2 separate regions of the Mus musculus genome follow, and region 2 is linked to region 1. A link is a loop called in an ENCODE intact Hi-C map of the cell type or tissue named here. Cell type or tissue: heart. All regions are shown on one strand. Each heading gives the region's core, and the rest is flanking DNA. Links, peaks and the distances in the headings are about the cores only.

Region 1 (11,369 bases), core at 1,130-9,129:
TTTGCTGTTGTTTGTTTGGGACAGGGTCTCACTATGTCATCTTGAATGGTCTGGAACTGCTTTGTCGATAAGGCTGGCCTTGAGCTCAGGGATCCACATTCTTAGCCTCCAGAGTGCTGGGATTAAAGCTGTGTGGCAGCGTGTTCAGCTAGAACCTCACTATGTAGCACAGGCTGGCCTTAAATTTACAGTCCTCCTGCCGTAGCTTTCTAAATGCTAGGATTAGAGGTGTGTACTACTATGCCCAGATATAAATAACTTTTCTTTTAATAACAAACAAACAAAAAAACCTAAAGGTATCCATTTGTTTTTCTACCTAATACAGAACCAAACAACAGAAAATTAAGTGACCTAAAAAGAACATAAACCCCGCCTTCTGCATCGCCCAATAGTATAGAAGGAGAATATTAACATGCCCCAATTGGGTGAGTTTTCTATCCACAGGGCGTTGATGAAAGCCACTCTGTGGGGCTTGCCTGGTGCTGGTGCGGTCTGTGAGACCCTGAGGAAAGCCTTGCAGGAAGGCTAGCAAGCTAGGCTCATCCAGAACTGCCAGCTCGGGTGTGCATGAGGTCATCTTCAGCATGGAAGCGTCAGGGCAAGGGCTGCTGACCTAGCTCAGGGCTGTAAGACTCAGTTCTCAAAACAAGATGGGAACAGTGCTTCTTCGGAGTCTGTGAAGTCCCACAGTGCCGAATGTGACAACCTACAATGTTCAAGGCAGCCTGCCGTTTTGCCCAGACACAGTACAGGGAGCCTGCGTTCATCTCCTGAGGAGGATGTTGGAGAATGTGAGGTCAGTTTTAACACTATGGGTCTTAAACACCTACGCATCGTCAGCACTGTTCTAATGTTGATATCATTCTGATTATTCTCCTGCTTCAACCTCTCCGGTGAACTCTGAGGCTGAGTATTCCTCTGTATAATTAGCCCTTCAATCATCCCATGTCTAAAACTGACTCCTGGTCTCCTTCTAAACTGCTCAGTATTAAGTCATCTCTTAAAAAAAAAAAAAAAAAAAAAAAAAAAAAAAAAAAAAAAAACCGCTGGCTCCTTCCTTCCTCAAGCTCAGCCTTTGTGCCTTTGGGTCATCAGCAATCCTCTCCCTCCCTCCTTCCCTTCTCTAGTCAGCATAGCTCGATGACTCTACCTTTAGCATACAGATGCACCTTGACTTACCACAGGATAATGGCACAGCAATCCCATGGTGAGTAGAAAATACCATATCGTAAGCTAAAAACACAGTTGATGCACCCATCCTACTAAAACTCATTGCTTAGCAACAGAGAACACTTAGAATATTCATTTACCTGTATAGCGCCACACATGGCTGATAAAAGATCAAGAGTCACAGCTCAAAGTAGTTTTGCCAAATGAAAGCCGCTTCTGTGCCTTATAAAGCCAAAACATGGTTGGTTCAGTCATCCAAAGTCTGAGACCCCGAATCTGACACTTGTAACCACCGTCCCTGCTAAGCCAAGCCTGAGCCACTTCTTCTTAGATCTAAGCACCTTCCCTCTACCAGGCCAGCCAGCTGCTGCTCTCTCACTTCTGGCCATCTCATTTCCAAACTCCAGCCACCTGACTCTTAGGAAATGGAAGCCAGATGGTGCCACATAGCTACTTGCCATCGTCGGGCAAAGCTGGTTTCCACTAAGGGTTCCACGCCCTTTATGATGTGAGCTTCTATCCCTTGCTTGCCTTGCTTCTTTAGCGTACACTTGGCTGCTTGCTCTTCATCAAAGAAGCTTAGATGAACTATGCATCTCAACAGAATCTTTCCCCCAAAACATCCACACAACCACTCTCTAACTTAAAGTCTCTGTTCAGTTTCTTCTTCATATTTATTGACCTTTGACACTGTGCCCCTTAAAGTGGCAGTCTCCTCGGTTGTCTCATGACCTTAGAGCCTTCTCTGCTTCGAATGTCTGCATTGCATTAGCTACCGTTTAACCCTTAGAGTTTCGCTTCCTTCTCCTTTCTTACTAGTATATAAAGTGTCATGAATGTGTTTTATACAGCTACATAGCTGAGTCTGATCTCGAACTTTTGATCCTGCCTCAGCCTTCCAGGTGCTGGAACTACACTCATGTACCAGTGTGCCTGGCTAACGCAGAGATTTGGGACTATTTGGTTCCTAACTGTATCCATGTATCCAAAAAGGAAACTGACAATACAAAGGAGGTGATATATATATAATATATATTTTAAAATATATATATTTTAAAGGAATGTTCCGTTGGCTTTCTAAAACAATAGATGGATCCTCTCCAGATGAGAAACTACCCATATTTCTCTTTGGGTCCTTCCCCCTCATCTTTCTGAGCAGAGGAAGACGTGCACTGATTTTTCTTGTTCTATAAAATGTTACTAGGAAGCAAATACGTCCTTTGGTACTTTTTGTACATCCTGTCTGTTCGGCTGGAGTAATTAATTCTTGCTCCTGCTGCCTGGCTTAGAGCCGGCTCCCAGGAGCTATGATTCACCAACCTGAGCCTAGGCCCTAGCCCTGTTCTGACTGGTGGTGCCATACCATGTAGCAATAATGTACTGCCCTTCAGCTTCTTCACCTAAAAACCCCAGGGACAATGACCTCCAGGTCTTTGTCCCATCAGGTTGATAAGCAGAAGTGGTGGTGGGCAGTTCGGATGCTGGCTAGCCAGAGAGGGCAGAATGTAAATGCTTTTCTTTTCTTTTCTTTTTTCTGAATCCACAGGCTGAATCAGTTCAGCCTGGCAAGTTGCCAACTCGGAAGAAGGTCCCAAAAGTTGACCAATAGAGGTTGACATGGTGACACCTGCCTGTAATTCAAGCATTTAAAAGGTTGAGGCCAGTCTGGGCTGTAAATCCATACCCTTTCTAAATAAAATAATTTCCCCCACCCCACTAAAGGAAGTAGTTTCTAAACATGGTAGCACCACAAATGGGCTGGAACTGGGGTTCTTGGCTCCCCCTTTCCAAAACTCAACTAACTGAATGGTGTGAACCACCAGAGGTACCAGTGTTGCCAGAGATGCAAGCACCCCTTTAAAACTCCAGAGCAATCCTTGCCAGCCACAGATGAGCGAATCCACCATCCTGACTGTAAACCAAACATCTGGGTGGGAAGTAACACAATTTCAATAGTAAATAACTTTGTTCCCAAATATGTAATAGAGACATGGCACAACATGCTTGTATATATCTGTGAAATGCAAGTCACTAACAGAACAGCAGGGCAAGGACTAGAAGGGATGGGGTTAGCCAGGCAAAATCTCTGACTATGCTAACAGCATCCAGCTGATCGAAGCCATTCAAACCCTCGCGTTGCTTTTGTCAAAACCAAAATCCTCCAGTGTCCCCCTGTGTGGCTCAGACTGGCTTTAGCTTTTCAACACCCCAGCCTCTGGAGCTACCGCAAGCCTGGGCTCTGTTTTTTCATGCACCTTCGGTCTCACTTAAGTGAGATAGATCCCTAGGGCTCAAGGGCATTAGCACTTTTGCCCCAGCCCACAGAGTTCTTAGGGAACAGCGATGTAAAAAATGCCACAGGGCATATCACTTACTACGAGGCTACCTTTTCCCAGAGTCATGCTCTGTCCTTGAACCTGGACACCCATCTGCCACCGCAGAGGCCGGACAGAGAAGGAAAGTCAACAATGAAGTGACAGGCACTTGAACTGTGCCCTGAGTTAGAGAGAGCTCCTCGGGTTCTATAGAGACAGAGGGCACAGGCTGCCTGAGCAAGGCCAGCATGCCAGTTTCATAGCGGGACACCTGACATGTTTGGCCCGGCCCAGGACACACTGGCAGCTCTTTCCCTAGAGCTTCCTCCTTTGGAAGGAACTAAAGTTCGCAAGATTACAGCCCACACGCGAGCGGGTGCCTTACCTCCTCCATTGTGGTCCTCCTAGGCAGCGACTGGGAGACAATGCCAGCTTCCCAGAGTTGGATCCTGGGGCCAACAATGCTCTCGCCTCCGCCAGCCAGCTTGCAGTCACTTCGCCTGTCCCGGAGGAGCTGGAGCCGGGGCTCCTCACCTGCTCCACCTGGGCTGTGGCTCCTCCCTCTCTCGGGTGGGCGGGCCTCCATCCTGCCAGCCGGACCTGCTGCATAGGGGTAGGGGCCGGTGTGTGGGCAGAAGGCCACTGGTCCCGGGCTTCCTTGCCATCACTCCCTTTGCACTGGTTTCATTTTGTGCCTGAGTCGGGTCCTCTCCCATCACATCCCATCTGGGGGAGTTTCTGAGAGCTGAGTACATCTTGTCCCTAAAGTTAGACTGAAAAAAAAAAAAAAAAAAGCTCAGGACACCGTGATCTCCTTTAGTGAGCGCCCTCACCCAACTCCGCCCCTGCTGATGGCTACTTAATTTCACAAAAGCTGCTCAGGGCTCCTAGAAAAGAAAGCTCTTAAGTGTCGCTAAGCTGGCAGGTGCTTTTATTGGGGGGGGGGGGGGGGTGAGCGGAAGCTGAAATAAATTACACCTGTTTTTAAAGACAGGCATGGTCGCGGTGTTTTAAGACATGAATCCCTTTAGCTCTTACAAGTAGCCCTGGAATCAAGTTCAGCTGTCCTCCTTTTAGCAGGGCACTAACTGGAGCTTGGAGAGATGGCCTTAACTAGCTCGGAGTGATGCTGGTAGGATGCTGAAGGAAAGGAGCTCTGATGGACAATGACTCCGGGTTCTGATTTCTTTGCTGTTTCCTGCCTGAGCTGATCCTGGCTGGAAACCCAAACTTCAGTTCCTAGATTTGGGGTGGGGGTGGGGGTGGGGCAGCAGATCTCTCAGCTGTCCTGGGGATTGGAGGTGGGCAGGTGCTCTGATTTATATACGGCCTGCTGAGTTTCATTGCTTTTTATGGACTAAAAAAAAAAATGTTTTTGTTTGTTTGTCTGTTTGGTTGTTGTTTGGTGCAGGTTCTCCTACTCAAGCTGCCTTCAAACTCACATTATAACTTGGAATGCCTCCAACCAAATCATTATTGTTGTCTTCTCTGTTTATAGCCCTGGCTATCCTGGCTATCACTGTGTAGACCAGGTTGGCCTCAAACTCACAGAGATCTATTTGCCTGTGTCTCCCTAGTGCTATGATTTAAGGCATGCACCACCATGCCTGGCTTTCAAAGTCTTAAAAAAGGTCGGTAACCGTAGGCCATCGAGGCGTCCCTGAGACGCTGCAACACTGAGAGGACAGTGAAGGTGTGCTGACTACCACACAACACCCACTGTTGGGTAGGCGAGACATGGGACCAGTACTTTGTCCACTCCAGAGTCACTGTCAGACCCTATGTGAGATACACATTAGACAGCATGCTTCCATGTATAAACACTGGCTCCTCAGACTTCAAGGCTTGAATGTGAACATGATTTTAGCAATAATCAGAATAAATTGTATATATCCCATGATTACCTTAAATACTTAAATTTTATTTTGTGTATTGAACACAGAAATTCATAATAAACAGTATTTATAATGGAAACAAAAAGTCTTAAAATAATAAGATTCCCTTGTCTTGACAGGAGCAGGGGAAGGAGAGTAGGTAGGAAGTACTGCTTGCTTGTCCCCTAAGAGGTAACCGACTGCACGATTTTCACTTTGCCCAGCACTGCTCACAGTCCTTTGCTGTCTTTCCTCAAGGCCAAGGGTCCTTTATGACCTATGCTCAGCACAGCTCTGCGCCCCAGGGGCCATTGGGCCTCCAACATCCCCATGGTCCCAACACAAGGGCTCCCCCTGGTGGCGTCAGGACAGCCTACATGGCCGAGGATAAGCAGGGCTTCAGGGTCTCCTAGAGGTTTCCTTTGGTTTGGCCCTAAACTAGTTAGAGTGGTGAGTCCTAGTGTTTACGAGGTACCTTCATTTAGCTGTTGGGCGTGGGGACTATATTGCCAGTAGGCTTGGCCTCCTCCTCCTTCCCTTGGGCTCTTTTGAATTTCCTGGCCTTTTCCTATACTTACTACGATCTAACTGTAGTTAACATTTAGAAGCTAGGATCTGCATGTGGGCAAGGAAGAGGTAGTTTTATTTCTAAGCCTGGGTTACCAATATAATGTTTCTTACTTCTATGTTTTCCTATGAATTTTATAACTTGGTTTTACTTTACAACTGAATACAATTCCACCTTGCATGTGTAACCCATTTCATTACCAGTTCATCTGTTGATGGACATCTAGGCTGATTTTTGTGTTAAGAGAGAGAAAGAATATGATGTTGAGTGAGTGGAAATGGCAGGATCTGGGCACAGTGGAGAAGGGGAAAGAGTATAACAAAATATATTGTATAATTTTTAAATTAATTAACTCTTCTGTGTGTATTTTGTCTGCATGTATTTATGTGCAGTACAGGTCTGAAGTGCATGCAGAGCCAGAAGAGGGTTGTTTGTTTGTTTGTTTGTTTGTTTTTTATCTTCTGGGACTATAGTTACAGACCACTGAAAGCCACCATGTGGGTGCTGGGAATCGAACCCAGGTCCTTTGTAGAAGCAAGTGCTTTAACTAGCGTCATGTCGCTTGCTCATTTATCTCTTGATGACAAACATCATGACTTAACTGAGGCCAAAGGGATGATAGGGGAAGAGGAAATTACAGAGGCAGAAAAATCCAGTGGGAAAGGGGTTGGGGAAATGGAGATGCCAGGAGGATTACATCAGAACTAAATGTGTATGGACTTTTGGGGACATTATTTCTTCAATAATTATCTATCATTATGTTGTATTAGATATTATAAGTAATAAAAACATTGCTAAGTAAACAGACAAAAGAGAGAGGTAGGAGAGTAGTCGCCTAGCACCATGTATCATCCTGAAAATTATCATAAGATGCAGATGGAAAATACAGTTCCCACTAAGTCCCTCTGTGATGTTCTTTGTCTTTAAAGTGAAGGCCAGCAAGGTTAACTTCAGGACTAACGGCCATCTGAACTCTGGCAAGGTTCTTAGCACTTCGCAAGACCCCACATGCCATTCCTCTTGTCCTCTCTCCTCTTACCTCAAATCACTGTTATCAATGTTGCAATGCACAGGTCACGCCTAGCTACGGGAATGGGGTAGCACTGTTTCATCCTCCACCCTCAACCGCAGTGATCTCAAATTGCTCACAAGCCCCATCCTGTGATTGAGCTGGTCCCAGTGAGTGGGTGCCCAGCTCCACCAGAAGACAAATCACACATGCTGACACGGGAGGGGGAAAGCTAGCAAATACAGTCACTGTGAAGAGTTGGAGATGTGAGGTCTGAATTTTGACCTGAGTAAAACTAGATCTCACTGTACCTTAGGAATGAACACTATTCAGTCAAGAAAGATGCGATCTGACCAAGTACCTGGTACTCTGGCCCCGGGCCAGGAGAAATTGCCCCATGAGTTCCAGTTAACCAGGGACGAGGAAATGGCTGATTGCAAATGTCTCAGACTATTGTCTGCAGAAAACAGGACCATAGACCTTGCAGACTGCTCCCTAATTATCTTTATTATAAGCCCTACTCTCTAGTTGAGAACTGAGGCACACACAAGTTAAGTAGTCTCCTAAGGGCAACATTTAGCAAATGGAAGAACAGAAATTCCAGTCCTGATAGCCTGGCTCCAGTCTCCACCCTCGCAGCCAGCCTGTTTGCCATTTCTTTCAATGTTCAAGAAATACCAAACAATAAGCTTACAGGGTCTGAGAGCTTAAAGGTTTAAAGTAGGTTCCCCCAAATTAAGTTCTGAAAGTGGGAGGTGGGAGATCTTAACAGATAGACTGAAGTTGGGCTCAAAATCTTCTTTTAATATCTTTGGTTTGCTTTTCCTATAGGAGACACGGTGTGCCCCATCTCTGAGGAATTCTATTGCAGTGGATAGATACCATGACCAAGGCAACACTTACAAAGGAAAACACTAAACTGGGGCTGGCTTACAGTTCAGAGATTTAGTGCTTTATTGTCATGGTGGAAAGCATGGAAGCATGAGGGCAGACATGGTGCTGGAGTAGGAGTTGAGAGGTCTACATCTTGATCTGCAGGCAGGAGGAAGAGACTGTGAGCCATTAGACCTGGCCTGAGCTTCTGAGACTTCAAAGTCCACCTGCTAGTGGCAAATTTTCTACACCTGCTCCAACGTGGCTACACCTTCTAGTAGTGCCACTCCCTACAAGTCTACGGAGGACATTTTTATTCAAACTACCACACACCCCCATTTAAGTCCTATCTATTTTTTGGGCTACTGCCCTCCAAGCCTAACTTCATTAGTCATTACTGGAGAAGTCATTATTATCTTCTCCAGAGAGCCTATGACTATCTACAAAAGACAAAATCAGACCTGTTTACTTTTACTCATAGAAGGAGGGCTTTGGAAGGGTCTTTAGATCCTTTCCTAAAATTCTAGCTATTCCCTGCCTTCTGTGCTGTACCTCCTAGCTGTAATTCTGTCCAAACTGCCTGTGGTCTAGGAAGGTGAAGAGGTTTTTTTTTGTTGTTGTTTTGGTTTGTTTTTTTTTTTTTTTTTTTTTGGTTTGGTTTGGTTTGGTTTGGTTTGGTTTTTTTGTGACAGCGTTTCTCTGTATAGCTCTGACTGTCCTGGAAGTCACTCTGTAGATCAGGCTGGCCCCAAACTCAGAAATCGGCCTGCCTCTGCCTCCCAAGTGCTGGCATTAAAGGCATGGGCCACCACTGCCTGGCTGGGAGGTGAAGAGTTAACGGAAGTGGGGACTCCATATTTGCAGTTTGAGGGAAGTCACCACTCACACTGGGGTGGGACTCTTCAGTGGTGAAGCTCCTTGGGAGCCACCTACATCCTTCAAAGAACCTCTCGCCTATGCTTCTGTGAGTAAGCTCAATAGACTCGTTGAATCACTGAGCTAGACTTGGGCACAGTCACAACTTTGGTCCCTGGTTTCAGCCTATCTGGAGTGAACAAACATTCATTTGTGAATTCCAGGAAAAGATAATGCAACAGGCAGTGAATAGCAGACAACTGTATTCTGGCACATTCTAGATTGTTCCAAACCTTTCAGCCTCAGATATTTCCTATCACATCACTGTTTTTTATTTCTTGACAAATGTATTACTTACACTTTGTACCATAAGTAATGGCTTATCCACAATACCCTAAAGTGACGAAGGAATATATATATATGTATATATATAACATGGGAAAGTGGGAAGAAAGCCTGTGCATTCTCCATTTCCCTGGGTAAGCCTTGAGCACGATCTGTCATGTGGTGCACAGATTGATTGTCAGTCAGGATGCTGCTGCTGGAGTAACCCACTATTAATATTAACACTATTATTGGTTACATTAATCATGTCTGAGGACTTTCAGCAGAACATGTAATTTGTTTATGTATAATTTATATCCCGACTACTTTCAAAGGGGAAAGAAGGGAAGGGGAAAGGAAGTTAAATTTATTGGAAGTCTATTGTATAACAAGTGACACAACATCTATTGTATTCTATTTTTCATGACAGCGTTTTCAGGGTTGTTTCCCTTCTTCTCACTGAAGATAGCAAGATCAGAAAGATCATGGCAGATGCCCTGGTGTACGAGCACACAGGTTTAATTCTTCACCCCCCCCACGGTGTGTGTGTGTGTGTGTGTGTGTGTGTGTGTGTGTAGTTGCACGCGGAGGCCAGAGGTTGACATCAGGTGTCTTTATCTGTCATTTGCTACCTTATTCCTGGGACAGGGGCTCACACTGAACTTGGAGCACATGAACTATGCCTGGCCTGCCAGCCCCTGGCATACGCCTGCCTGTCTCTGCCCACAAGCACTGGACCACAGACATGCAGTTGACCATCAGGCTTTTCCCACGAGCAGGAAGTATCCAGACTCAGGTCCCCATACTCCACTGATCCAGCTCTTCCCAGGCGTCCTTCTTCTCCTGAATTGTTTTTTTCCTTCCCCCCATGATGGCCTAAAAAGACTTGAGCGATATGATATCAAATAAAACAAGATGGTTAAAAATGAAGAATAGGGTTCTATAGCAGACAGGCAGACAGGTAGGTAGGTAGGAAGGGATGGACAACCAATCAGAAACATGGAATGAATTACTATACAATATATGCCTATTTGTAGATTATATATAATGATGAAAAGCCTAGAATGATCTTGGCGGTCTATAGACCTATAAGAAGTCTTGATTCTTCTTTGCTTGAGAAAAGTATACAACCCAGTATTTAGTGTTCTCATTTTCTGCTTCTGTTAGTCAGTATCATACTATCATGTGATTTAGCAAGATGAAATTTTTTTCTTTTTTTTCTGAGAATTTCATAGTGAATACAATGAAATATGATCACAGCTACTCCCCTATTAAAATTATTCTAATGACATATTGTTATACCCATAGATTAGGATGTCTCTCAAACCCTCCTCAGAGAAGTTTCTTCTTGCAGTAGATGGCAATGTACAGAGACGAAGAAGAAACTGTGGAACATTCAGCCGTAAATGCGGTATCTATATCACACCTCTACCCACAAGGCTCAGGGACCTGTGAAGAGAGGGCAGAGGTCATAAATGATTTTTTAAAAAACGATTTTCTTGACACACCAGGACAATGGCACATGTAAGCTCACAGTGATCACGACAGAATGCACAAGACCTGTATAAACTCAAGCTAGACAAAATCCCAGCAAAAGGGTGGCACAAAGTCCCATCTATCATCCACTAGGAGCTTTTGGAATTTGATATCCACTAGGAAAAGCAAACCGTTCTCTTTAACGATGTAACCTCTTATAAGTTAACCACATTCCAGGGCAGGCATCATATCCAAAGCACGTGGGCAATACAGATTGGACTTGGGCTCTTTTATGTCACCTTGACACAGGCTAGAGACATCTGACATGAAGGATCTCAACTGAGAGAATGATCTGGCTGTAGGGCATTTTCTTAATTGGCGATTGAAGGGAGGAAGTCTTAGCCTACTTTGGGTGGTACCAACCCTAGGCTGGTGGCCCTGGGTTCTATAAGAAAGCAGGGTGAGCAAGTCATAGGGAGCCAGTCATCAACACTCCTCTGCATCAGCTCCTGCCTCCAGGTTCTCTGTCCGGTTTGACTCCCTTCAATGATGGACTCTTATGAGGGAGGATGAGCCAAACAGACCGTTCCCTCCCCAAACAGACCCTTCCCTCCCCAAACAGACACTTTCCTCCCCAAACAGACCCTTCCCTCCCCAAACAGACCCTTCCCTCCCCAAACAGACCCTTCCCTCCCCAAACAGACCCTTCCCTCCCCAAACAGACCCTTCCCTCCCCAAACAGACCCTTCCCTCCCCAAACAGACCCTTTCCTCCCCAAACAGACCCTTCCCTCCCCAAACAGACCCTTCCCTCCCCAAACAGTCCCTCCCCAAACAGACCCTTCCCTCCCCAAACAAACCCTTCCCTCCCCAGGTTGCCTCTGATCACCTGTGCCTCATCACAGC
Region 2 (11,369 bases), core at 2,066-10,065, 210 kb before region 1:
TTACCTGTTTACTGTAAGTACAAATTCAGACCAACTGCTTCAGTAACCTGCACTTTCAGTTTTCATAAAGCCAAAATGCAATGAGTCTCCAGCTGCAGGGTCATCAGTCGCATTAGTTAGGCTGTGGGTTTTCTCCTCGGAACAGACCAGGGAATTAAAGAAAAAAAAAAGTGCAGTGTATCCCAAACATCTTTTTCTTTTTCTATTCAGAAAACTTTGTGAAAATATTTTTGTTTATATTTTAGGGAATCATATCTCCCCGGCATCAGTATTCAGCCTCAGGCTGGTAAAGACCTACACAGGCTCCTGCAGGGACCATTACATATGTCTCCTCTGAGTGAAATTAATCCCTGCTTCCTCTTATGGGGGAAACGTAGTAAGTCTGACATGAAATAGGCTTGTTTATAATAAATTGTCAACTTAGTAAAAACACATTAATACATCTACAGGGTACAATAAAAAACTATTGCAAAAATTAGTTGTAAAAACAATTTGACTTAAATGACAAACATCAAATGGTTCAAGTGTGCTCAAAGATTCATCTTTGGGGAAGAAATCCAGATTATACTGGTGCACACCGAGAGCGGCAGGTATCTACTCTACACACCATGTAGTGAGCATAGCTGAAGAAAATACAAACAAAGAGATGTCTGGAGACAGGTATTCTTTGGGCAGAGGTCTGGGGCTCTAGTTCATGCCAAATCAGGGACACATATTAAGATCCATGTAAGGTCTCATTCACATTTCATTGGCCAAAGAAAGTCACATGAACAAGCCCTCCTTTAATGTGGTAGTGCCTCAAGCGGCGTGGGGAATGGGGTAGGAGAGTAAAGAGTAGCTGAAAAAGTGTACAAACTAGCATGATTATATTCCAAACTAACAAGAATAATTAAATCATGAAAATATAAATTTAAATTTAAAATGTTTTTTATTAACTTATAAAGGAAATCACAATTTGGCAACCATTCTGGAAGTTTATAGAAAGCAATTGAATGCATTAATTTTGTACTTAGCAAAGCATAAGATGAAAGCATAGTCATCCTTTTGGAAGCTTTAAATTTATTTATTGGTATATATTTGGAACCTAGAAAAATCTCTGGCACAGACTAGGCAGTCAATGATTGCTTTTTTTTTTTTTTTTTTTTTTTTTTCCCGAGACAGGGTTTCTCTGTGTAGCCCTGGCTGTTCTGGAACTCACACTGTAGACCAGGCTGGCCTCGAACTCAGAAATCCGCCTGCTTCTGCCTCCCGAGTGCTGGGATTAAAGGCGTGCACCACCATGCCCGGCCAATGATTGCTTTTTAAATGGTTTAATAAACTCACAAATAATACAAAACATGGTGCTATGTTTTAGTGCTAATAATTAGTATTTTACTTAAATATGTTTATTTACATTCTGTAACACAGGAAAGCTAACTTATTTTCCATTTTCTTCCCCATCTTCCTCTACCTGAGACTTTTATTTTTTGCTTTCCTCTGTTATTTATAAATACACTTTTATTTTGAGAACGTCATACATGCATCTAATATTGTGATAACTACCCTAACTCCCTGTCTCTACTTTTCCCTGGATCTCCCTCCCATAGCCCCCTTTCAACTTAATGTCTTATCGTTATATAAAAATGTTATTTTGTTATATAACCTACTGAGTCTGTACATACATGCCTGCAGGGCCATCCCCCGGGACGTGATCAACCTACCAGAGATCACATCCATAAAGAAAGTTGACTTTCCCTCCCCAGGCAGCTATTGCCTGTCAGTAGCTCATCATCGAGGGATGGACTCTTGTGTCCCTCTCGCCTCTGTGACAGATCCACAAACACTTAAATCTTGCAGGGGTCCTGTCTTATAACCACAGCTGCCATGAGTTCATGAGTGGGATCCTCCTGTCCTGTCCAGAAGATGCTGTTTTACCTTAGTGACATCTGACCTCCGACTTTCGACTCTTACGATCTTTCTGCTTCCCTCTTTGCTAGTGTACTCAGAATCTTGAAGAGAGGGTGTGTGACACTGATGTCTCGTTTATGGCGGAGTAGTCCACAGACACTTGCCTTCGGTACTTTGACCCATTGTGAGTCTTTGTATTAACCATCATGCTTCTCTGATGAAGACTGAGAGTTCCACTAATCTGTGAGCATAGAGATTCATGAGTTTGGTGCCTGTCTAGCAAAATAATACCACGAGCTTCCAATCCATGGGGTCTTGGCCAGATTACAGCACCACGCATGCGTTTCCTGCTGTGGGATGGCCTTAAATCCAATCAGAAAGTGATTGGTTGCCTCTATGATATTTGTACCATTATTGTAGCCATGGGGATATCTAGTTGCTATTGTAACATCCAGTGTTCAGAGGTAAGACTGTTCATGAATTTTCTTCCCAGGCAGCTTGATAGGAAGGAGGAGGGAATGAGAAAATGAATAAACAATCTGCTGTTTTACACACACACACACACACACACACACACACACACACACACACACACGCTTGCAAGCACACCTTCACACAGAGTTAAAGGAATGGTGACCTTTCTAGGAGCCATAGATCAACAAAGGAAAAGCCCAGCACCAGGTTTGGGATAGTTCCATTCAAGATGTAGGTTGGGCACAACGGGGGAAGGAATCCCAGAGAAAAATGAAGGCTACTGTCGTTATCCTGACTGCCCATCAGAACTTGATGACAAGGCTCTATTACTGAAGGCACCATACACATCGGTCACAGGACTTAAAGAAATCAGCTGGCTTTCAACTGGAAGACTCCTATCTGCTAAGCAGTTTTAAAATACCAGTGAAGCTGTCTTATTTTAAATAAATGGAAATGAATACCTTTTGTTTGATATACACTATTTTCTTGCTGATAAACACAGAGACAGAAAGCATGCAATCCGTGAAAAGAGTTTTTCTACATTTGGAAATATCTCAGGGATATATTCACTATCCATTTACTATGCTACCAACGAACATCAGTTGTTGAGTCAGATTCTTCTTACACTTATCTCTTGTGATTTGTTTATTGTGAAAAGCTATGGAGATTGACATTATGTATTTATTAACTTGTCAGGAGAACTGTTATCCTAGTAGGCTATTAAAAAGATTTCAAATAGGCTGTGTAATGCAGTGACTTTACGGCAAAGAACAGATAATAATGTAAAGGAATGAGAAAGCTGATATAATTCCAAAAAGAAAAAAAAAAGAAAAGAAAAGAAGATGGAAACAGTAGACTGCAAACTGGTTTCTATTACCATTCAACATATAATAAACATTTCAATATCTACAAAATGATTGCTGAACTCCCTTGGCTCCATTGTGTATTTTCACGATTTGAACTTCACAGTGAAGCGAGGAAATAGATTATACAAAATTGCATCTTTACAAGTCATCCAGAAATAATATTGAAGCATCTTTTCTGCAATTCCCCCGCTCTCCCAGACTACAGCCTTCCAATTCTGCTGCCTGTTTTCGATAGATTACATAGCAAATATTGTTTTAATGTATCTACTCTCAAAGAAAACAGATTTTGCTCATGAGTTTTACATGCTGAGTCATCTTGATACAGGAAACTTAATTGCTCATGATTACTTTTGAACATTCCGATAAATGTCAATTCTTAGGTCAAAGATTTGTTAATTCTTAGTCAAGTGACTTTGCTGTATATTTTTTATTACTCATAAAAATGTAGTAACAGTGTAGACTGAGTTAATTATCCAAAACCCACATGGCTTATCTCATGAAGCAACAACTTGTGATGAATATTTTCATGTGAGTATGTGTTCTCTATCTGCACTCATGTGCTTGCATGTGGAGGCATGAAGATACCCTGGGGACCATCCTCAGGAATGCTATCTACCTCTTTTGAGACGGAGCCTCTCTTGGCCTGGAGTTCATCAGTTAGCCTAGAGTAGCTGGCCATCATAGAGTAGCTGGCCATCAAACCCCAAGGATCCTCCTACTTCTGCCTTCCCAGTGTTGGAACTGTAATCGCAGACCACCCCACATTCCTGGTCTTTTTCACATAGGTTCTTTGGTTTGACTGAGCCGTTCCCCTACCAGCAGAGATGATTTTAATTAAGGATCTTAACTCTATAGTAAGGGAAACATAGTAACTAAAAATAGTTTACACAGCAGGCATGGTGGTATGTGCTTATAGTCCCAGTACTCAAAAGGTTAAGGCAGGGGGATTGCTTGGAATTCAAGTCCGTGGTGAGCTCCGGGCTAGCCAAGGCTATATATAGCAAGACCCTATCTCTATCCTTCCCCAAATAGTGAACAGCTGAAATATTGGAAGTCTTGACTTAAACCTGAGAAATATTTTCAATACAATAAGAACAAGGTGTTTCTGTCTACAGATCGTCTCTATTAGGAGTGTTCTAGCAGATGCAGACTCAACTAAGACACCATGCCGAAAAGCCAAGCACTGAGCTCCCAGCAGCAGACTGAGAACACACACATTTTTGTAAGGGATTTATTTTTCATTTATATTTGAAAAAAAATGTTCCTAACAGATGGAGCAAAGTAAAGAACTATTCATAAAACTCTTTGGCTTAGTTCCACAAAAATGCCCCATTGATTGAGCAGGAAACAAGGTGTAGAATGTGCTATTAGCCAAACTAGGAATTCATTTCTCCAATTCATATAAGCTACTCATTTCTCTATAGCCAGTGGAAAAAGCGCCTCATCTGATACCTCTCAGTACCTGCGATTCAATTGCCAATCCACAAATAAATGTTTACGCCACTCTCTTCCATGACCTAGAGAAAAGAGCACTCTTTATTCAGTGTTGAGAAAATGCTGTCAGGGGTTGGCGTTGCCAGAATGGCATGTTCCTTCTTCCTTAGACACTTTGGCAACTCTTTCATGAGAAAGGCCTGGGGTTTTCTGAATGAATCCAAACTTTGTAAAATAAATTTTAAACTTGTGAAATAAGCAAGAGGGTTTTGTTTTTTTTTTTATTTGTTGGTTTGTTTAAGAGTTTGGACAGAGATGCAATGGGAAATGGGCAGCTTTCAAAACTGCAGAGAAGACTTCAGTGGTTAACTAAGAGGCGAAGTAAGGGCCCAGGAATGAGGAGGAGAGCCATGCAGAGGACCCTTGTGGCAAGCACTCAGTGGAAGATGTTTGAGTCTGAAATACACAGCAGTTAATAATGTACCCTTAGCCGGGTGTGGTGGCGCACGCCTTTAATCCCAGTACTCGGGAGGCAGAGGCAGGCGGATTTCTGAGTTCGAGGCCAGCCTGGTCTACAGAGTGAGTTCCAGGATAATAGCCAGGGCTATACAGAGAAACCCTGTCTCGAAAAACAAACAAAAAATGACTTTACATGTACATACCTGTTTTGGAAAGAGCCCTGAGAATATGGGTCCTGGGAAAGTCTTTTGTATCAAAAGAAGTAGACCTAAACTTCATAACAATGAAAATGAATTGTAAAACAAAATAAGAACTTCCCAAAGCTATTGTTTTCATTGTTCCCCAAACAAAAAATTTAAAGTTTTTTTGTTTTTGTTTGTTTTGTATTGTTTTTTCTAGACAGGGTTTCTCTGTATAGCCCTGGCTGTCCTGGAACTCACTCTGTAGACCAGGCTGGCCTCGAACTCAGAAATCTGCCTGCCTCTGCCTCTCAAGTGCTGGGATTAAAGTGTGTGCTACCACCTCAAGCAAATTTCTTTTTAGGCAGTAGTTTCTGAGCTTTTCTGCACTCCACCTACAATCTAGTGTACTGGAAATGTTATAATTGTTAATCTCCTTGAACCAACAGGTGGATTCAATAACGAAAACAAAACAAAACAAAACAAAAAACCAAAGCAGGGTTGCGTTGTGGATGCCGCCCACAATTCTCAAGGGAACTAAAGCTGAAATACCAAATGTCACGTTTGCAAGGATCTCCTCCCAGCGCACCTTCTTCTCCCCACTTCTTCCCACTTCTCCCTCTGCAATGGGAGAACCTTTCTGAGGCACTGGAGTGAAAACACCACTGAAACACAACGTGGGAGAAAGAAAAGTTTCCTCCAGGCTCTAGGCGATCAGATGTTCCTTAGGACCAGCGTGTGACCCAGGCTGTGAGAGGGCCCGTGACTGGAGCCACTCTGTGGCGTGCAAGCATGACTGCTGTGGCAGCTTGCAAATGACATCCTGAGCACCGTGGACTCATTGTTTGGAAATTCTGATATGGCTTCTGCATTGTAAGGGGCTGTCAAGTAAAAGACAGCCTCCCCCCCCCCCAATTTTTATTAGGTATTTTCTTCATTTACATTTTCAAATGCTATCCCAAAAGTCTCCCATATCTCTTCCCCGCCGCTCCCCTTCCCACTCACTTCTACTTCCTGGCCCTGTACTGGGGCATATAAAGTTTGCAAGACCAAGGGGCCTCTCTTCCCTATGATGGCTGACTAGGCCATCTTCTGCTACATATGCAGCTAGAGACACGAGCTCTGGGGGTACTGGTTAGTTCATATTGTTGTTCCACCTATAGGGTTGCAGACCCCTTTAGCTCCTTGGGTAATTAATTGTTACTGTTCAGGATAGTCCCTAGGCGAGGAAAACTTAAGTCCATCAAAGCTCAGGAGGCCAGCAGAGGGCGCCAGATGGACAAGTTCACCAAGGACCGGCTAGCGCAAGTATGGGTCACTTGGGTTCTGCAGTATGCAGAGAAGGTAGAACTTCATCAAACCACAAGGGAAACTCAGCACCTGCCACGTTTCTGTTTGCTGCCCGAGCTATCATAGGCTTCGGGTACAAGAATACTTTATAACATAAAGTTATTATTATTATTTTTAAAGATTTATTTTTTGATTATATGTAAGTACACTTCAGACACACCAGAAGAGGGAGTCAGATCTTGTTACGGATGGTTGTGAGCCACCATGTGGTTGCTGGGATTTGAACTCAGGACCTTTGGAAGAGCAGTCGGGTGCTCTTACCTGCTGAGCCATCTCACCAGCCCTAAAGTTATCATTTTACTTAGAAATTAGTTCATGAAGGACAGTATCTTCTAGTCTGTACCAATAAATTCTTGGATGTAAACAGTTATAAATATGAGTGAACTAATTTTGCATAAGAGGCACAGCCTTTCATTTGACAGTGAAAATAACATTCCTTCCATTATTAATTTACCAAATATTTTAAAAATGACTATAATATAAGCATTCTCAGCAGGGCAAGCGGCAGTTATAAGTATTAACAATAGTGTAAATGCAATAGCTTATTGATTGTTTAACAGAAAAAATATATATAAAAATCATCAGATCGAGGCAGCTGTATTTGGTTTATGGTTCTGTTAGTAGGGGAGGATAGAGTTGTGGCAAATGAATAGGGATACAATGAAAAGAGCTGGTTTCGTGGTGTGTGGGGGGGCGGAGAGGAAGGCTAGGGTTTTATAGTCAGTCAGAATGAAGAACTGGTCTAGAAAAGTCTAAGAACAAAAGTGATACAGATCTTTCTCCGCAGCGTCAAGGTTGATCTCTGCCAGGAATAACCAAGAGGTTCTCTGTGATGGTGAGAAAGGATAGCACGATTGCACGATGACTTGAAAAGGTAAAGCCACCCGATCACCGTGAAACAACTCATTGCTGGGACATTTACTGAGTAGCTAGATGCTAGAGACATGAAATGATCAGGATACAAGTCATGCCCCTGATTATTTTGGGCAGAGGACACATACACCTGAAAGAGAGGAGGGGGGAGGAGGAAGAAGAAGAAGAAGAGGAAGAGGAGGAGGAGGAGGCAGAGGAGCGTGTGATAGAATGAGCATAATGTCACAGCACTCTTTGTTGCTGGAATTCTAAATTAAAGAGACAGGAAACTGAGGAAAAAGCTCTGCCGGAACTTCAATTTCACCCATGTGCCACTCCTTTATTTAGCTCCTAAGGATCCAGGACCATGCTTATTGTGCTTGCTCTCAAGGGCCTGGCAGATGGTGACTGGACATGGAACAGGCAGATCCAATGGTGGGTTTAATTAAATATACTCAAGGCAGATGGTGTTGCTAAAGACAGACTGATTGGTTGTATGTGGGCGTGTGAGGGACGGATTCACGAGGGAGGTGAGTTTCGAGAGACATGGAGATGTCTGTGAAGTAGATTGTGACGAGTATCAAAGAAGGGAATTTAACCCTGATAGCAAGAGTAGGGAAAAGCAGACTTCAAAGCAGAACTGAAGGGAGTTTGACATAGGTATTGATTATTAAACAACACATTGTTAGACTATTAGAACTGCTGCATCAGGAAAAATAAGGTAAGAGTCAAAGCTGGCAGGACCACACATCATAAGAAACCATACATTTAGACTTTCGATGGAAAATTATTTTGTAGTGATTTTTTTTCAAGCTGAATTTTGCCCACTATGGTTTTGAATTCTAAGGAAGTATGTAAAGTAAAATAAAATAAAATAAAATAAAAAGCACACCCAGACGATTGATTTAAGAGGTGCCTAGACTAGGCTACCTATCTTTGCATGTTAATCTTTAGGTAACATAAAGTCTTTGAACACGTTTGGGGAAGGGAGTGATAAGCTACAAAACGTGCTTCATGTGATCCATCCTCCTGCACTACTGAGCCAGAAAGCCATTTTCCCCTTACCCATAAGTATTCATCAGTTTCTGTTTATCCTCTTTATTTCTCAGTTCCATCCCCTTCGCCTCCTTCCTTATAGAGGCTTCCACTAGAATGAGTTCTCATCATTCGATCCCTGATGGAGAGCAAGAGCCTCTAATGCATTGCTCTGCACTGTGTAGTCGGTCCTTCCCAGGCACTTGGCATAGCGCTTAGTTCAGTTTTTAAATTTACTGACTACACACGGTTTTCACTGGAGTGCAGTTTCCTGGAGAGTAGAGTGATGAAGCCCGGGAGGGCTGTCACACTGAGAGGATTGCTACCTGTTCTCAGGTTACTCACTCTTTTATACATTAGCAGGTTTCCCTTTCAGCTTGGGCAAGCCCATCAGCATACCAACATGCTATAGTTTTCTTCATCTTAAAAAAACAAAATCAAACAAGAACTCTCTTTGTCTCCACTTATTTATTTGCTATTGCTACTGTCTTCATAGTTGAATTCAAATATGTGGAGCTGGGGAGATGGCTCCCTGGGTAAAAGTACTTGCTGCCTAAGCATGAGGACTATGTTCCTGTTCTCAGACCCAACCTTTAAAAAAAAAAAAAAAAAAAAAAAAAAAAAGAGCCAGATGCAAAGTACAAACACCTGCAATCCCAGCATTCCCATAGGAAGATGAGGCAGAGACAAGAGAATCCCAGAAGCTCACGGGCCAGCTAGCCTGGCATGTGCAGTGGGAAAACAACCAAAGACCTTGCCTCCGACAAGATGGAAGACAAGGACCAACACTCTTCCCACATCCACACATGCACCATGCATGCACAAATGAGTGCAGGGTGTATGTGTGACACACACACACACAGAGGCAGGAATACCCACACCTCAAATACATCTCTGCTCCTTTTCATAGCCAACTTAATAGATATACTTCTTCCCTTTTTTCCAGAAACTAATTTCACTTACAAGTTCATCTTCATTACTTTCCTTGTGGTTTGTCAAAGTCATCAAACCCATTAGAAACTCTCCATTATCTTGACCTCTGATATCTTGGCTGCATTAGATAGAGTAGATAACAGTGTCTTGAAATAACTGGTAACACATCTTAAGTTTCCACCTAACTCAGTGGGCATTCCTTAGAGACCTTCGATGGCACCTCTTCTTTTCCATGTCTCCAAATCTGGAATAAATAAATCCTGCTATCTCTTCCTTTGCTCTCTATATTCACTTCCAAAGTAAATCCAAGACTGAACTCTAGTCCTGCGTATAAAGGTGGATGATTCTGAAACGCCGTCATGGTTACTATTGTCCACTTGACAGGATCTAGAATCACCAAAGAGGCAAACATCTGGGCTTATTTGTAAAGGAATTTCTAGACCAAGTTAACTGAAGTGTGAAGATTCATCCTAAATGTGGGTAGCACTGTTCCATGGAAAAGGAAAGAGGGAGTCTACCCTCATCCCCCCAATACCTCCCAAGTGTGGATGCAGTCTAACAAGCTGCCTCACCTTTCTGCAGAATAATGAACCACACCCTCAACTGTGAGCTAAGACAAACCTTTCCTTAAGTTGCTATTATCAGCTACCTCGTCAGAGTACTGAGAAAAAAGTGAACATGTACTTACATTTTGAGATTAGATAGACCTTCCTCTCCATTGTGCCCTTTTGCGGTTGACCACAAGCCTTGCTGGATTCCTATAAGGCATTATGAACTTACCACAGTTGAAGCAGAAGTTTGTCATCTAACAATTCCCTTCCCATCCCTAATTTTTCAGAAAAAAAAATTATATCCCTTTTGTAAAATCAAAAGGAAAAACATTCAGTTGAGCTATAGACATGGAAGAGAGGCTGCCCAGTAGAGGAGGCCTTAGGTTCAAGCCCCTGAGAGCCAAGTTTTTGGTTCTTCTCTTTTTGATCTTTATACATTTCATTCAGCCACCAGCAACCTTATGTACTATCTTCAGTCTTTCTACTGTATTTTAGTGCCTTTCTTCATCTGCACTAGACCATCCCAGTAAACCTATATCAGCTCTCATCTGGTCTACAACAGCCTTGCATCAATTCTTGTATCATTGCTCTCACTGCTTAGACAGTTTTCCACATAAACACACCAACGGACCCTTTACATTAGTCACATCATCGTGTCATTCTCCTGTTTGAACGTCTCCTGATGCATCCCTTCTAACTGTGAACTTCTCGACCCTCTTTCATGTTTGTGCTAATGAATCATATCTAAGCTCTGGACGAGCTTTCTCTCCGGTCGTCTGGTATATGCTGTGTGTTGTGAACTTGCTGTTCCTTCTGTCTGAGATGGATTTATCCATAACATTCCAGAAGTGCCTTCATTCATATAAGTCTCCCTTTACATGATTCTCAAATGCTGCATTCCCAGACTTTCTCTGACAACTAAGTACAAGTGCTTGGTCAGTCTCTTCCTCTTCTCTCTGAGATTATTGACTTAGCTTTGGGTTTCCAGGCAGCACCCACCACTAGCATTACATTGTCTTTTATGGTTGGCTGATTCTAGCAGGAGACTGCTAGAATGTGACAAACACTTGCTTATCAGAGTCCAGTTGGGCCTCATTGTTGGGCATGTCCTTAAGAGGCCAGTTGTAACAAGAATGCTCAACCCCACTATCTAATCAAATCCCTTACCCTCCACTCCCTCTCTTCCAGGTAATGTCTGATCACATGCCATGCTGTCACCAGAAAATCTTATATCAGTTTAGCAAGGAATTTCCCTAGTTGATTAGCAGTATTCCATCTAACAATACACCCCACCTGTGTAGACAGAGACCTTTTGGGAGTTGATTTCAATCTCTTTTCTTCCATTAACC

Evidence for each region. Hi-C counts contacts between places; a loop is a spot of excess contacts. Peaks named below come from ENCODE experiments on the same cell type or tissue, not always from the same donor. Only the 100,000 strongest peaks of a DNase experiment are listed, where the experiment ranks them.
Region 2: a loop joins it to region 1, with 15 times the contacts of the local background. A loop is called at or near these places in 24 of 42 quality-filtered maps.

The regions. Positions count from the first base shown.
Region 1 is chr4:104,906,192-104,917,560 of GRCm38, reverse strand. Fyb2 (FYN binding protein 2) reads right to left here and starts at 4,000. Exons shown (of 20, transcript NM_001162980.2): 1 at 3,871-4,000. The coding sequence starts at 3,879. In heart, for the core only: a CTCF peak has its summit at 5,713 (motif pointing left); a DNase peak (open chromatin) is centred at 5,700; H3K4me3 peaks cover 635 bases; H3K27ac peaks cover 289 bases; H3K27me3 peaks cover 1,936 bases.
Region 2 is chr4:105,117,868-105,129,236 of GRCm38, reverse strand. No RefSeq gene overlaps it. Among named protein-coding and RNA genes, the nearest start is that of Prkaa2, 14 kb to the right of the region's middle. In heart, for the core only: a CTCF peak has its summit at 6,563 (motif pointing right); a DNase peak (open chromatin) is centred at 6,556.